Regions from separate parts of the Homo sapiens genome. Here region 1 is linked to region 2. A link is an interaction called in ENCODE POLR2A ChIA-PET data of the cell type or tissue named here. Cell type or tissue: Caco-2. All regions are shown on one strand. Each heading gives the region's core, and the rest is flanking DNA. Links, peaks and the distances in the headings are about the cores only. Region 1 has its middle 180 kb from the start of NUAK1. Region 2 has its middle 120 kb from the start of C12orf75.

Evidence for each region. ChIA-PET counts read pairs that join two places held together with the same protein. Peaks named below come from ENCODE experiments on the same cell type or tissue, not always from the same donor. Only the 100,000 strongest peaks of a DNase experiment are listed, where the experiment ranks them.
Region 1: POLR2A ChIA-PET joins it to region 2 with 7 read pairs; 1 of 35 experiments calls an interaction of 5 or more read pairs at or near these places.

What each region holds. Positions count from the first base shown.
Region 1 is chr12:105,953,829-105,956,750 of GRCh38, forward strand. No RefSeq gene overlaps it. Among named protein-coding and RNA genes, the nearest start is that of NUAK1, 180 kb to the right of the region's middle. RefSeq lists an enhancer at 1,039-2,238. In Caco-2, for the core only: no CTCF peak of the experiment used is centred there; DNase peaks (open chromatin) are centred at 1,353 and 1,583.
Region 2 is chr12:105,444,424-105,447,345 of GRCh38, forward strand. No RefSeq gene overlaps it. Among named protein-coding and RNA genes, the nearest start is that of C12orf75, 120 kb to the left of the region's middle. In Caco-2, for the core only: no CTCF peak of the experiment used is centred there; a DNase peak (open chromatin) is centred at 1,378.

The DNA of each region.
Region 1 (2,922 bases), core at 105-2,604, 510 kb after region 2:
CTTGTTCTGCAACAGGGAAGAGCATGTTCTGATCCACCCTCACTTTCTCCTGTGTCTTGGGGAATGTGTTTCTGGAGCACTCCAGTGCGTGGTGAGAATCTTGAATTTACATCATTCCCCAATATAAGCCCCATGATATAGTTTGGATCTGTGTCCCCACCCAAATCTCATGTCCAGTTGTAATCCCCAGTGTTGGAGGAGGGGCCTGGTGGGAGGTGACTGGAACATAAGGGCAGAGTTCTCATGGATGGTTTAGCACCATTCCCTGCTTGGTACTGCACAGTGAGTGAGTTCTCATGAGATCTAGTTGTTTAAAAGTGTTTCACCCATGGTGGAAGGCAAGGCCAGAGCAAGCATCTTACATGGCAGGAGCAGGACCAAGAGAGAGAATCTGCTCCGATTTTGCCTTCCACCGTGAGTAAAAGTTCCCTGAGGCCTCCCCAGAAGCAGATGTTGCCATGCTTCCTGTACAGCCTGCAGAACCATGAGCCAATGAAACCTCTTTTCTTTATAAATTACCCAGCCTCAGGTATTTCTTTATAGCAGTGTGAGAACGGATGAATACACACCATATTCACTTTTGAGACCTGCTGTAACAAATCACCACAAACTGAGCAGCTTAGAACACCAGAAGTTTATTCTCCCACAGTTCAGGAGAACAGGTGACTGAGTCAAGACGTCAAGGTTGGTTCCTTCTGGAGGCTCAGAGGCTCCCATGCCTCTATTGTGGATTTTGTGTTTGCTGGCAATCCTTGGAGTCCTTTGGCTTGCAGAAATGTCACTCCAATCTCTGCCTACATCTTCACATCTCTTTATTCTCTGCATGTCTCTCTGTGTCCTCTTCTTTTAAGGACACCAATCATTAGATTTAAGTACACCAATTATTAGATTTAGAGCGCATCCTAAATTCAGGATGATTTCAACTTGAGATTTTCAACTAAATTACACCGATAAACACCTTATTTCCAAATAAGGTGACATCCTGAGGTTCTGGATGGACATGAATTTTGGGAGGACACTATTCAATGCATTATAAGCCCCAGGTGAGTCACCAGGGGACTCGAAACCCAGGACTTCAGGTTCATTAGCTAGCACAGGGCTGGGTCCCTCCAGCTGAGCCAGTGCAGTCCCTGCTAAAATAGCTCTTGATTGACAACACAGGCCCCTCAACCCCTCTGCCGCACCCTGTCAATGGTATCAGCAGGGTGGGGTCCACACCTCCTGTGCTGGTAGAGATAATCTAGAGAGGAAATCCTGGGCTGCCCAGATGACACAAGAAATTTTCCTCAGAGGAGGGTGGCCTAAGTTGTTTCTCACATTGCCCTTTGCTCCTCAGTCAGCAATGAACATAGGAAGTGGCTCTCCTCAGCTTCTCCTGATGTCAACTCAAATGTTGACAGTGCCTATAAACCAAGAGACAGGGAGCTTATCAGTGACATACCAAACCCAGGAAACACTTACTACACTTTCATATCTGGATCTGGATGCCAACATTGATAGTATCCCGGAGCACCTTCAGATTATGTCCAGTGCACTTCAAGAAAAAGAGAAGGCAGCTTTCTCTGCAGAGAAAGCTGGCAGCCAGGGTTGGAGGAATGCAATTGCTGGGTGATGCAATGGAAGTTTCAGAGAAGGCCCCAGCTGAGGCTTCTACAAACGAGACTTTGGTGAGAGTTGTAAACTTGAACAAAACCAGTTACCATGAGATAGCTCCTTAGCCCTAGATGGTGACAAGTCTGAACATGCTGAAATTGAGATGATGCTTTGGTTTCTGTGTGCCTTTGCTGCATTTTGGCTTTTTACATCCAGGACTGCCTGTTTCTTGACCCATACTTTGCCCCAACAGTACCTGCTCTCCCTCTGTGCTAGTGAGGGTTTGGGGTTATAACTGTTAGACCGAGATAAGAGCGTAAGTTTTGGCTTCAGACAAACCTGAGTTTGTGTCCAAGCTCTGCCACTTAAGAACAGTATGAGTTGCTGCAGATTACACTGAGCTAATAATAATACTACCTAACAGGAATGTCATAAGTTAAATAATCAATTCATGCCAGGTACTTAGCCCAATGATGGAACGCAGCACGAACTCAATAAATGTTAGCTATCATTATCACTATTATTACTATTGTTATTCACAATATCATAAGGAAGAGAAACTTACATGCTTCCCCCAAAAAATACACTCTATATGATACAGTTGAAGAAGAGTTGGTGTTATATCATATTTCCAATGATCTTTGCCCTGTATTTCCTGTGGCTGAACCGATAATATTAGAAGCTGCTAACATTTTTTGAAGGTTTGTTGCATGTCACATACCATTCTAAATGCTTTACTTCAACCAACAACCCTGGGAGCTGTAGATACTCTTATTATCATCTCCACTTTACAGAAAAGGAAGTAAATTGCAGAATAATTATGCATTGCCCAAGATCACACATCTAATAATGGTTGTCTAGAGTTACAACCAAGGCAGTCTAGCTCAGAATCTGCAAGCTTAACTATCCACTGTCCTACCCTCCTGATAGAAGTTGGTGACCCCTCCGACTAGGATAGATTCCACTTCCAGGGACTTCAAAGAACTCTCAGCAGGAATTTTTAACTGACAATTTGATTTGACAGAATTGTCCTGCCTCTATGCTAATTGATCCCTTAAACTTAGGTTCAGAAAGAGTACATGGGTTGCCTGAAGTCCTGAAGCTAGTCTCTGACAGATCCTCAAGCAGCCCGACTGGAGCCAGGTTTCCATGAAAATTCAAAGAAAGGAAAAACCCAGATTGTAGTAGATTCTTCCCAAATACCCACAGGTCTGCATTTTAATTGATTATTGGGCTTAGCTACCAGATCCAAGGTTGATTTGCAAGGTCGATCCTACAGGGGCACTCTGCAGTCCCAGGGCAGAGCCCAGCCACAGGAATATGGGCTGA
Region 2 (2,922 bases), core at 214-2,713:
TGCCTCCGTCTCTCACTCTGTCTTATGCCCTTTCCTTTGCCTTATGTCAAATTCTTTCTCTGAGGAGGCAAGAATTGAGGTTGCTGTAGACCCGTATGGATTTGCTGCTCCTAAGAGTGTTTCCTTTACTGCAGTAAGCAATGAACTCAGCTTTGTCTTATCAAGAGGTTGTGTCTGTGGTATTAGCGGAGCCAGCCTTTGACAGATGTTACAATTGGTTTAAAGGAGAAGTCAAACCACAAAGACTTTTATAGATCAGAAATAATGAAATAAATTTGCAAGCGACTGCAAAACTGGCTTTATTGTCGGGGGAAGAGACAGGTTCTCTCCCTAACAGACAGAATTTATTTTCATGTCTATGGACAAAATTACTGAATGTAAGTACTGTAATTACTACAGTACTTAGATAAATGACTGTAACTTTATTAGGCAGTAATACAGTTACAGAGCTCCCATAGAATCAGAATCAGATTATCTGGAAGGTTATACCCTAGACAATGCATAGTTTTCCATTGAAGCATAAATTTTTCCCTAAACTAGGTTCTGGGTGTGCTGTTCTAGGGGATTTCCCAGACATTATTGCGTTTAATCTTTACCACACCCTACAAGATGAATATTACAATTTCCTTTCTTTCAAAATGAGGAAACTGAGGCTCAGTGAGGTTTTTCAAAAACCACAAAAATGCTCTAATAACGTGTAATATATTTTGGTTAATGCAAACATCATATACTGAAAGGAAAAACTAAAAATTTTTGAATGGCAAGGAGAGAATTACTGGGTGTCATATGGCTGGTGTCATATGGCTGGGTGCTATCCAGTACTTTAATTTGGGTTCTTTAAGTTCATAGTAGTCTGCGCCTTTCACTGTCTTTGAGCTATTTTATAACTCTGTAAATGAAAAAAAAAAAAAAAAACCATAGTAATGTAAATGATTCTCATCCACAGTCAATGCAAATGAATGTTTGGTGGAGAAAACCAGTCTTGCATCTATTAACAAATGCATTTCCTCATTGCTGGGCATTTCTGATTGCCTACATAGGCGTCTGGTCTTTGAATTCTCCTTTGAACCAGTTTAACACCTTAGGGTTTCCTCATTAATTGGTGAATAAAATAAAACCTTTGACGTGTTCATTTTCTATTTGTATGACAGTCATGATTTTTACTCTTTAAGAAAATGTCTTTTAAAAAACAGTCAGAAATGACTTTAGCTGTGGGGCCACTTAATGTTTTGGGCCATAGGGAAGGTTAGCAGCTAATCTAAGGCTCTCCCTGCTCTGAAATTATTAGATTTTATGACCACATACCTGACATTCCTAGAGTTGCATGTTAAGCCATCTATTGTTTTCTTTCCAGAGCTATCTGATAGCACAGGCTGTCTGTGAAATACAGTCTGAGCAATTAGGCCTAGCTAACGTCTTCCTGACTGAAATGCCAGTACAAATATCTGACAGAAGCATGTGATTGAAAATAAATAGGGGCCAATTAATGGGAACTAATTTGGTATTACAATGGAAATAGGTGACCTAATGCATTCTAATTCCAGTTAAATGTGACTAATTCCAGTTAGTGTTTGAATTTCAGATACAGTTAACTTTAACCACTTGAGTCCTTGGAAGTTTCACAGTTATCACTAGTTATGCTGTAGAAATGTCTAGATCTTCACATGTTACCCTTGGGGCCTTTGTGACCTGGTAACTCCTGCTTCACCCTCCTGAGACCTGCATCATTAATTACTCATATAGTGTATTAAAGCTGAAATTCTTAGGTTAAAGGCATCAAAAAACTCAGATGTTTTCAGAAAATAGAGTATTAATCAGGGTCTTCTTTGCTGCAAGTGACAGGAAAGTCAAACTAATTTAAGTAAAAAAAAAAAGACTTTGTTGGGTCACATGGCAACAGTCCAGGGGCAATGTGAGTTCAGGTATAGCTAGATCCAGGGGCTCCAAACATGTCTTCAAGACCTGATATTTCTCCTTCTCTGTGTTCTGCTTCCTTTGGGTTGATTTCCTTGCTGATGGCCGTCCTCTGCTGATGGCCTTAGGTTATTCCTGGCTTGCAGGGTTGCTTCCCCAAGACCAGTGGAAAAGAGTCTGGTTCTCACCAACTCTTTCCGGTTGTTCAAACAAAAGACTCAGGATTGGCTCCAATTGGACTGATTGCCATGGCTTGGATTACGTGTCCATCTCAGAACCAATTGCTGTGTCTAGGAGGATGTGATGTTCTGATTGGCTAGGTTTGGGTCACATGTCCAGGATTATAGCTCATGGTTGAACACCTACCCCTGTGTTCCACCCAAAGCACAAACAAGAACAAAAAACCAAACACCACATATTCTCACTCATAGGTGGGAATTGAACAATGAGAACACATGGACACAGGAAGAGGAACATCACACTCTGGGGACTGTTGTGGGGTGGGGGGAGGGGGGAGGGATAGCATTGGAAGATATACCTAATGCTAGATGACGAGTTAGTGGGTGCAGCGCACCAGCATGGCACATGTATACATATGTAACTAACCTGCACAATGTGCACATGTACCCTAAAACTTAAAGTATAATAATAAAAAAAAAAAAAAAAAAAAAGAATGAGAGTAGAGGAGGGGAGGCTCCCAAGGGGAAAATCCAGGGAACTTGGCTGTGGGAAGCCCAAAACACCATGTAAACCAAAAATAAAATTCTAAGGCCCCCCCCAACCATCTGAATGGACCCCTCCTCCCGGCCAAGGGCATTCCAGCATTGACCTGAAAATCTGGTTCAGGCCATGATGGAAGAGGAGTCGGACATGCCTCATTATACCCCTCCAGCAGTAACATCAACACAGACCTTAAGTTTGATAAGAAACATTTACAGTCTATTCTCTCTGAAACCTGCTACCTGGAGGCTTTATCTGCTTGATAAAACCTTGGTCTCCACAACCCTT